2 separate regions of the Mus musculus genome follow, and region 2 is linked to region 1. Evidence: chromatin loops called from intact Hi-C (ENCODE). Cell type or tissue: heart. All regions are shown on one strand. Each heading gives the region's core, and the rest is flanking DNA. Links, peaks and the distances in the headings are about the cores only. Region 1 overlaps Sugct (succinyl-CoA glutarate-CoA transferase). Region 2 has its middle 6.4 kb from the start of Inhba.

Evidence for each region. Hi-C counts contacts between places; a loop is a spot of excess contacts. Peaks named below come from ENCODE experiments on the same cell type or tissue, not always from the same donor. Only the 100,000 strongest peaks of a DNase experiment are listed, where the experiment ranks them.
Region 2: it touches region 1 in a loop (7-fold over the local background); 17 of 42 quality-filtered maps call a loop at or near these places.

Annotation. Positions count from the first base shown.
Region 1 is chr13:17,430,056-17,435,442 of GRCm38, reverse strand. All of the region lies in intron 9 of Sugct (succinyl-CoA glutarate-CoA transferase), which reads left to right. Among named protein-coding and RNA genes, the nearest start is that of Gm24873, 8.0 kb to the left of the region's middle. In heart, for the core only: a CTCF peak has its summit at 2,781 (motif pointing right); no DNase peak of the experiment used is centred there.
Region 2 is chr13:16,002,740-16,008,126 of GRCm38, reverse strand. It overlaps the pseudogene B230303A05Rik and a transcript of Inhba not described here. Among named protein-coding and RNA genes, the nearest start is that of Inhba, 6.4 kb to the left of the region's middle. In heart, for the core only: a CTCF peak has its summit at 2,411 (motif pointing left); no DNase peak of the experiment used is centred there.

The DNA of each region.
Region 1 (5,387 bases), core at 73-5,072:
ATGATTTTCTGTTTTAATGTCACCTTTGAGAAAGAACTATGTGGCATTTTTCTCTTCATAATTCCCCCCTCAAGGCTGCCAAGAGCAGTTGAAGAGGCGTAAACATTTCAGTTGTTTATTCATTACAGGGATCCTTAATTATGACTTAAAAGCAAATTTCCTTCAGGAAGTCAGATTTTACATCTTCAGAATAAATCTTTTGATTGCATATGTTATAATTGTATTAGAATAGTAATTAGGTCAGTTCGTAGGGAAACAGTTCTCTCTCTCCCCCCATCATTTTAATGAAAATGCAATCTTTTAGCAATGCATGAGATTGGGTGGTTTCAGCTATTGTGAGACTCATGGCTTCTGGTTTTCAAATGGTATTTCCATAAGGTTGTAGGCTGGGGCAGGAGTCGGAGACAGAAGATCTATTTGGGACATGAGAGGATAAGCTTGAAAGAAAACAAGTAGACACATTTCCAAAAATTCCAACTTCATATCAAAGGAAGAAGTTCTCCTTTTTCTGCATTTGTTAGATTGAAATAGAGGTTCTACTGCTTGTAAAACGTATTTGTTCCAGGTTAATAATTTTGTAATAAGACAGGACTGGAAAGTGGTTTTCATGCATGTTTGTATGTTTTAGAGATTACAGAATGGTCTCCTTCTTTGTTGGAAATTGGTTGTAGGCCATAGGCTGGTAGAACTAGAAACTAAGTCTACTCTAGAGCAGAGGGAGACTTTGGTAAGAGGAGTCATGTATGGCCTGCAGGGCTCCTCTGGGGAGGAGAGATTAATTTACTGTTAAGAGACTAGGCTGTGGTGTCTGTGACCCCTCGGGCTCTTTCACAAGAGTCTCTGAGCTCTGCCTGATCTTTGGCTGTGGGTCTCTGCATCTGTTTTTCTCTGCCACTGGATGAAGCCTCCTAGGAAACAATTATGCTAGGCTCCTGCATGCAAGCTTAGTAGAGTATCATTAAAAGTGTCAGAAGTTGGCTCTCTCCTATGGAATGTGTCTCAAGTTGGACCAGTCATTAGTTGGCCATTCCCTCAATCTCTGCTTCATTTTTATCCCTGTGCATCTTGTAGGCAGGACAAATTTTGGGCTTGGCTACAGGAGGTGGCCACTTCACTCTCCATTGCCCCAGCTTCTAGGAGTCTCAGATAGGGTCAACCCCATAGACTTCTGGAAGCCTCCTCCATTCCACATCTCCCACTAGTCCCAGAGATGCCCCACACAGATTTCTGTTCTCTCTCTCAGCCTTCTCCCACACCCCTCCGCACAGCTGATCCCCATTCCCATTCCCTGTCTCACTCCTTCTTCTACCCAGGTCCCTCTCTCCATCTGCCTCTGATATCTATTTTATTTCCCTTTCTGAGTGAGATTCAAGCTTCCTACCTTGGGCACTCCTTATTACTTAGTTTATTTTGGGTCTGTAGATTGTATCATGGTTATCCTGTACTTTATGGCTAATGTCCATTTATAAGTGAATACATACCATGTGTGCATTTCTGGGTTTGGGTTACCTCACTGAGAATGATATTTTCTACTTCCATCTATTTGCCTTCAAATTTCATGATGTTGTTGTTTTTAATAGTATTCCATTGTGTATATGTACCACATTTTCTTTATCCATTCTTCAGTTGAAGGACATCTAAGTTGGTTCCAGTTTCTGGCTATTACCACAAAAAGGTCTACACAGTTAATTAACCTGGGCCCATGATAGCTCACAGAGACTGAACCACCAACTAAAGATCATGCAGTGGCTCCACTTAGGACTCTCACAATTTCTAGCAGATGTGTGGGTGCCCTAACAACTGGAACAGGGGCAGTCTTTAATTCTGTTGCCCTCCAGTGGATCTCTTTCCTCTAGCTGAATTGCCTGCACAGGCTTCAGTTGGAGAGGATATTAGTCCTGCTGGGACTGATGTCCTGGGTCAGGGTAGTACCTAAGGGGGCTTCCCCTTCTCTGAGTAGAATGTGATGGAGCAATAGGAGGAGGAATTTGTGAGGGTAGCACAGGGGCCTGCAATAGGGATGTAAAGTGAATAAATGACAACATCATTTTGCTAACTTCAAAATAACAAAAAAAATACTAGACTGATAATTCTGTGTAGAGGTCAAGGTTCTTTAGAATAAGTCACACAGTTCTGGATTTGGGCAGCAGTTGGAGTTTCTGTAGTTATGCTTCTTAGAAGTTCTTAGAAATAAACCCAGAAAAATGTATTAAAATTCTGAATAGGTTTGTTACCTTACCATGGTGGATCCCTATTCAAAAACGAATTAACTTGAGTAGTGGGAGAAAAATTGAGCTCTGAAACAAGTAAAAATTAATACTAAAATTCAGTTAGGGTCTAGCTGTATATATAGTTCAGTGGCAGAATGTTTCTTTCTACGTTCATGGACTCTAGTTCCATCCCCAGTATTGCAAACCAAAAGTCTACAAGGGGTGTTTGCAATGAAAGGGAATATATATTGTATTCAGTGCTGAAGTGAATATGTATTGGAGACCTGAGCAGACAGGGAACAGCATTTATGCTGCTGAGCGGGGCTATGAAGTCGGAACACTGACAGAGTCAAGGGTCCCTTTGACCCACTTGTCTTCTGAGGGTAGGAACAGATGTGAGCTCTCTTGGGACATGGCTCCAATGAGAGGTCTAGGAATGGCAGCAGGGGTATCATCTGCGTGTTTGTTAGATGTGACAGGCTCTGGTTCACTCTTCCAGCAGAGATTCACTCTCACATTAGGCTTTGGGAATCCTTGCTCTAATTTGAATCCCCCCTTAGTCATTTCAGGAAGAGTCCACTAGATGTCACTCTTGTAACCTGGTAACGGGATTGTAAATTTCAGTTGGGCCTTGCAAGAATTTCCGACCAAGATCTTATTATTAGATGATTTCCACCCCCCTCCCCCTCAGGGCTACTGATATACACACTGATTATTTAAGGTAAAATTACCTTTCTTCTTTGGTTCAAAGTATTCATAGGGATTCCTGGAAACGATTTTCATTTTGTTGAATTACCACTGCTGTTCACTGTCTTCCCCCACCCCACTTTTTGCAGGAGTTGGTCTGTCATTATATAACCTTAGCATGGGGTATGCTGCTAATTCTTTGAGCTGAGAGAGTACTACTCTGGGCTGCACACACTAACATACAGGCTTGATCTCTGTGGAAATTGTTGAGACTAGAAAGGAATGAAGGCTGGACTGTGGAAATAGCATCAACCTGGGATGTGCTTGCTGGAGGAAGTGCCAGCCTTTCTGCGATCTTGGAATGTCTCTAGGGTAGTTTTATAAAGAAGACTATGTCTTCCCAGGAAAAAAAGTTTAACTATAATCTTGTAGGGAGTTAGTTTCAACCATGGAATGAATGTAAGCACATTTGCAGGTACAGTAACATCCTGAGGGAGATTTTATATTTTGAGAGATGTATCAGGTGCTTATGAAAGGACCTGTTAACAGCTGGTTAGGTCTGCATGTTAGAAAAGACAGTTGGACAGATTAAAGACCATGCTTTAGAAAAGCCCAGCCTGAGAAAGCTAGTTTCTTGAAATAAAACAACTACTTGCGCAGTTCTTCCTTAGTCTGATGTGGGTTTTCATCTGTTGCAACAAATGTAGCGGAAAAAGGAATAAAGTAACAGGTGTGTGTATATCTGACTGTGTTTCCTGAGCCTGTGTATTTCCTTTTATGGAGGGAGGGGCGCCTGATTTGTAACATGCATCGCTAAATGAATGAAAATGTTTACTCTAATTAATTTCAGCAAAGAAAAATGCCTATCCACCGGAAAGCAATATAGCTTTAGCTTAAATGCGATCGTCGTTTGTTGGGAAGGCAGTTGGGATGTTTCCTTCAAACTTTAAGATTCCTTCCTAGGTTGTTTATTAGGACTTGATCAATGGGAAAGGAATTAATTTTACAATATTTTTCCTAAAATAATTTTTTATGTTTTCAAAGCAGTACTTAAGTTGCAGAAAACATCCCTAAAATGGTTGTTTCCAATTGTAGCCACCATGAGAACTTTTACTCCTGTGAAGATATGGTTTTAGTTGACCATCCTCTTTCCAGTTGAATATTGCCCATCATTTCCTTTTGATTGTTACTCCTGAGGCACACAGCCGCCAAGGATAGCATCATATGAGGACGTGCTGTTTGGCTTGTAGCAGGGGCTTGGGAATTAAGTCCTTTGAAGCACTGATTCATTCTGCAGAAGATCTTCATTTATTTAATAGTTGAAAATACTGTCTGCCTCAGGGTTGTGGTGATGAATTGGCACATCAGTGTGTTGAATGTCTGTAGCATAGTGTCTGGTGTCTACTGTGTGTTTAGTATAAATACTATGTACCAAGGTACTTAACGGTACCTTTTAAAGTCATTTCTGTACCTACCCCAGCCACAGACCTATAGTTACTTGCATTTTTCAGCTGTTACAACAGCTCAACAACTGTGACAGAAGCCCCTGTTCTAATAATATACCTTTACCAAAGAGCTCCAGAATATGCATAAGTCTACTTTTTCCTCAGCCTGGGAAATGTATCCCTGAGGATGAAAGGGTGTTAGCAGGATCAGAATAGCCAAATTGAAGAGTGGTAGGAAGAAAATCAATCCTAGAACAAAAGCAGGGAGAGAATTTCTCCTTACAACCTACATTGAAATCCTAAGTGAAAATTCACTTCTGTGTTTAAAATGGTGATCCAGCTCAATATAACAGCACCTTATACCACAGGCTAGCCTATAGGACTGTTAGTAGTATATCAAGGCTAGCCTATGATCCAAATCACTTTTTAAAGGCATTTTTTATTAGATATTTTCTTCATTTACATTTCAAATGCTATCCCCAAGGCCCCCTTTACCCTCCCCCTGTCCGCTCCCCAACCCACCCACTCCTGCTTCCTGGTCCTGGCATTACCCTGTATTTGGGCATATAATCTTCGCAATACCAAGGGCCTCTCCTCCTATTGATGGCCATCTAGGCCATCCTCTGCTACATATGCAACACAGCTCTGGGGGTACTGGTTAGTTCATATTGTTGTTCCTCCTATAGGGTTGCAGACCCCTTTAGCTCCTTGGGTACTTTCTCTAGCTCCTTCATTAGGGGCTCTGTGTTCCATCCAAATAACTATTTTTAAGGTTGGCTTTAAGGAGAAAAGTAAAATGCAAATCGGAATATCCTGCTTGAATTTTTGCACAATAGATTCCTAATTGCCCCTTTTTATTGTGTTTAATATGTTGAGATATGCCCAACCCCTTTTAAGTTCAGGAAGGACTTCTAGGATTTTAGTAGTAATAACTCATACCTTGATGTTTTTGGAATATTACTTGGGTAGAAACTTTCCACTCTAAGAGAGATACTGAAAAGCTGTCTGAAAAACAACCTAAGTCCCTTTTTGTGTTTCTACCATG
Region 2 (5,387 bases), core at 209-5,208, 1.4 Mb after region 1:
GCATCATTTAGCTATGAAAGGAGGACAATTAAAATGGCGCTCCCTGCAGAGAAGAGTTCACTCAATAACTTCCTTAACTTTCAAGACACTTTTGTTTTATTAGATGCCGTTAGCTTCATGTTAGTCACAGGGAAAAAAAAATGCCCACATACACACGCACAACTAAATGTAGTCAGTTTGCTCAGCTGCTGCTGACGTCACTGCTGCCCACTAGGAGTGAGTTACTGTAATAACCCCCTTTTATTAATCATAGGCTGGAGGAAGCACAAAGTGAGTGACATCATTAGGCAAAGGACTGGCTAACTCATGCTCCAGTTTACTCAGCTTTATTATAATATTTCTCAAGTGTCATATGAAAGTGATTACCATTTCACACTTTCCCCCACCCCCCAGCCCCCACCCCCACCCCGAGCAGTCATCCCTAACCTTCGATTCACGCTCCCAGGGAAGAGTTAGGTTTTCAGATGAAGGTATGCAAGAGCCAAGTCTCAGTAAGGGACCTTATTCCAGAAAAGAATATCCCCAGAACAGCCTCTTCCTGGGCTAGAGGGGGAGGCAGTTTCTGAAGAGGACAGACTTCTGCTTCACTCAGACCCCAGTGGCAGCATCCTACTGCAGAAGACAGTTCTGGCATGTCTTCAAGGTGACCTACCTAGGTATTGCATTCTGCACATCTGAGCTCCAAAATGTGAAGATTCCACTGGGAGAGTGGAAAACATGGGTTGTTACATGGGTTGTTGAAGTGAGACTGTGTGGGGTTAAACTCAGTATTTTCAGACTTGAGGACTTCTGAAAACATCCCTGTTATCAGTAGTGCAGTTCCCCTGCCTAGAGAGTGCTGGTCACAGTGCACATCTTCCACAGATAACAATCATGCAGTATGAAGGTATCACTACAAACCCAGCACATAGAACATGACTGCTGTGTAGGCAATGTGGCCATGGGTGGTATTTTTTCTCTTTCTTAAAAAGCTTCATTGTTTAAAATGAGTGTTCTCTGTCTTTCTACATTAAACACTGGGAAGACATGCAAACATTCTGGAGCTAGGTACTGGGGTAGATTAGGAAAAGGGAAACCTAGCTGCATGCTCAGCTTACACAGTAGCTCAAATGTCATAAGCCAGCTCACATCTGTGTGGTCCAGTTCCTCATAAACTCCTACTTATCCAATAGAGAAATTCTGGAAACTGACATCAGGTGATTAAAGGGAAGAAGGAAGACAGCTCAGAAATATCCAAGGTCACTGCATCATATACTCTCCCATTTTATCTCCTCCTCCTCCTCCTCCTCCTCCTCCTCCTCCTCCTTCTTCTTCTTCTTCTTCTTCTTCTTCTTCTTCTTTTGATAAGTTCTCACAGCACATGCTGAGCTTGACCTTGCAACCTTGCAATGCTGCTGCTTCCACATCCAAGTTCTTGGATTAGAGGAATGTACTACCACATCCAACTTGTGTTTTCTCTTGACTATACATAAACTGTCTGACTGTCCCCATGATGATGGGGAAAAATGTTTTCCCATAATCTGAGTTGTTTTTAAGCTCACAAACAGGCATCTAACAGGTGTTATTTATAGAGGCACTCACTCATTCCCTTATTCTTTTTTCTAACCTGAGGATATTAATTCTGTAATCTGTAATACTGAGTCAAAATAAAGTTTAGTTAGGCACATATGAGAGATGTAATGGTTGAAGAAAAGAGAGGACCAGAATCCTGGGATAGTTAGATACTGATAAAAATTGACTTGACAATTGCAGAACATAATAATTAAATGAAATATGTTACTACTTGGGTCTTTTCTGGCTGAGTATCGAATCATGAGCAGTCTACAAGGAGATGGGTTCGGCTTCCAGAATGACAGGAAGGACCATCCTGAAAAGGTTACATGATAGATCAATTACACAGAGCAACCATAAGATGTTCACACCGCAAGCTTCCTTATGCAAAGAATGCCAGCACATGAAGGTGCAGGTACAGCCAGGTAACTGGGGGGCTAATTCAAATTCCTTACCTGTGCATGTGGCAGTTTTCAACCTTTCTATGGCTAAGATCATGCTTCACTTCACTCCTTTTCTGATGAAGGGGTATTCATGAATTCCAGAAGATGCTCAGCTGGAATCAGAGCAAAGCCTCTCAAAAAACAAATTATGTTTGTTAATGCTGTGACTAAAGGAAGTGCCCATGGGGTCACTGGAAACGCATGAAAATTTCTGAAGCAGAAAACAAAACAAAACAAAAACAGACAAAAAACAAAAAAACAAGACAAACAGACAAACAAAAAGCAAAAAAACAAAACAAAACAACAAAAAAACCAAGGTGACCACCAAGGGAAGTAAATCTTAGGGACTTGGGAGAATCTTCCAGACTTACCAGGCGGTTGAGCTGTTGCTCCCTTGGAAAGGCACAGCAGCACCCTCTTCTGGTGCACTCACATAGAAGGAAACGTCAGCGCAGAGCTGAGACATCCACTCCCAATCTTTGCTTTTCAAATGACACATCGTGAATTTAAAAGTAACATAGAACATGAAAATGCATGTAAGTGTAAGAATGTGAGTCCATGGACTCTTCCTTCCCAGAATAGTCACTATTTTGATGTATGGGCAAAAGAAAATTGGGAAGGAGATGTAATTGGATAAACTGATATTGTCATCTGTCATTCATTATATGTTGACCATTTTCAATGGCCACATTTCTTGAAAAAGTAATGCCTGAAAAAAATAAAAGTAATGTCTGAAGGATAATTAATCAAATAAATTCCTTTATTTTTAAGCCAGTAAACTAACTGCAAATCTAGTTCCAAAATTTTGTAGGCACATTTTTTTATGTTCTGAGTTCATGTCTTATTATTGCTTAAGGTAAATTCCTGATGAGTTATTGGGTCAGAAATGTGGACACATTCAATATCCCCATCCGTGTTACCAAGTTACCCTCTTCCAAGTCCTAATAGTGTAAGAGTCTGGCCCCTTCACTGCGTTTCATCCTGGGTCTTAGCCTAGTTCTAACTCTCCTATCAAGATAAATCAGGTGTACGCTTTCTTTACATTTGGGTTTTTAAGGTGCTCATTAAGATTAAACATTTCATCACTCATTTGTGTGAGTTACTTTTAGGTCACTGCTATATTTCAGACTTTCATGTTTCAAATACACTGGATTATATACAATTTAATAGGAGCTTATTTTACAATTAGTAAGGAATCTTCTGCTCCCCATTGTAGTGACACCACCCCTGCAAGTTTCTTATCATTTCATTTTGCTTAGAGGATTTCAAACAAAACACCGTTTCCATTCAGACCATTCTAGTAAACTTCTTGGATGTCGAGTTTTTCCTATCAGGAAATCCAGTCGATATTCACCTGTGCTTTATTCTAACTGTTTATTTTGAATTCTATTTTTAGTCCTGAATATCCAAAGTGCATCCTGCCATGCCGACCAAGAGATTCATAGCAACCTAAATATGTAAACTCTAGCCTTCTGTATATGCCCTTACTGAAAATTTGTCATTTAATAATGATAAATCATTAAATAGTATTTATTTATAACTGCAGTAATTTTTCTATTTATAAAAAAATTGTTTTAAAAATGCTTTCTTCTGTTCCATTTTTGACACGTGTTTTTGTTTGTTCCTACAGTCTTCTCCAATGTGTAATAAATTGTTGGTTTGAAAGGCTTTAGGTTCAAAGGTCAACTTTGTCTTTGCTATTTTGCTGAATCCTTTTCTGTTAGTGGCAGAATTTATGCAAAATACCTCAGTTGTCATTTTATTTCTTTTCTGGTGATTCGCTTCTTAAAGATTTATTTTCTTTATTTAAATTGGGGTAGTACTGTGTGCATTAAGAGTGCCTCCAAAAGTCAGAGGTGTAAGATCCCCTGGAGCTGAAGTCACAGGCATTTGTAAACCACCTAACATGGGTGCTCAGGACTACACCCTGGTCTTCTGCAGGGTCTCATTTGTAAACACTGGACAATCTCTCTTACCCTTTGGGCTCATTTTTAAAGAGTATGTCCTATTTGTTTGTTTGTTTGTTTGTTTGTTTGTTTGTTTAATGAACTTACTATCTTCTTTACCACCTTATCCTTGCTTGCTCAGGGACCAATTTTTTTTTTTTTTTTTTTTTTTTTTTTTTTTTTTTTGTGGACGAGTCAAACAATATGCAGGCTGCCCCTGACTTCAGCAGGTGCACAGTTCACCCCTATTCAAGTTGAAGGTAAAATTCAGCACTCAAATGGAAAGTGACTTTTCTTTGTATTTAGGAGCAAGTTCCAGAAGGAGGAAAAGAAAATACAAAGACTACAAAAATTCTCATGGTGGGTACCACTTTTAAAAGCATATTATCAAGTCCTTCCCCCTGTGCAGTATTCTATAGTATTCTGAAGCACTCCCCTTTGTAGTCTATAAGGAGTTTTAACAATCCTGTACTGTCCTCAAATACCAAAACATTCCCCAATGTGGTGTCTCTGATAGCTGGGCGTTTGTTTTTGTGACCCTGGGTATTGCATCTAGAGCCTCATGCTCACTGAGCAAGCCTTAGACTCTGCTCTATGTGGTCAGCCCACATTTTACATTTTACTGTGAGTCTCATTATATTTCCCAGACTATCCTTGCACTCACTCTGTACCCCCAGAGGAACCTTGAACTTTCAATCCTCTTACCCAAATCTATTGCATAGCTTAAATTGGAGGCCTATACCATCAAGCCCAGCTTCTGACAACTGTTTGATATCAGGATGGAATTCTGAGTTCAAATTTTAGTTTTTAAATACAATAGACTAGGAACATTTATTTCCAGTCATCGATGATTTTGAGACATCATCCTCTGGGTACCTATTTCTTATAGCAGCAAATGTCTTCCCTGGAGGGAGCAACGGCTGAGAGGAAGAAAAAATTTTAAGTTGCTTTTTCATGTTATTTTTATTTATTCACTTTACATCTTGCTCACTGCCCCTTCACCCCTTGTCACTCCTCCCCCTCTCCTTGTTCTCTGAGAGTGTGGAACCCCCTCTGGTATTCACTCACTCTGGCACATCAAATCTCTGTGGGGCTAGGGGCATTCTCTTTCACTGAGGCCAGGCAAGGCAGCCCAGCCCAGCTAGAACATATCCCACAGACAGGCAACAGCTTTTGGGATAGCCTCTACTCCAGTTGTTCAGGACCCATAGATCTGAGCAGGGAGGCCTAGGTCCAGCCCATGTGTGTTCTTCGGTTAGTATATGCTCTTTAGTTGGTGGTTCAGTCTCTGAGAGCACCCAAGGATCCAGGTTATTAACTCTGTTGGTCTTCCAGTGGAGTGCCTGAAGTCTGGGGAAGAAAATCTTTAAGAAAGAGACCTTGGAGCTCCATATTTAAGATGAAAATGTGAGAAGAGAAGCTTTTGAAAAATTTGAAGAGTATCCAT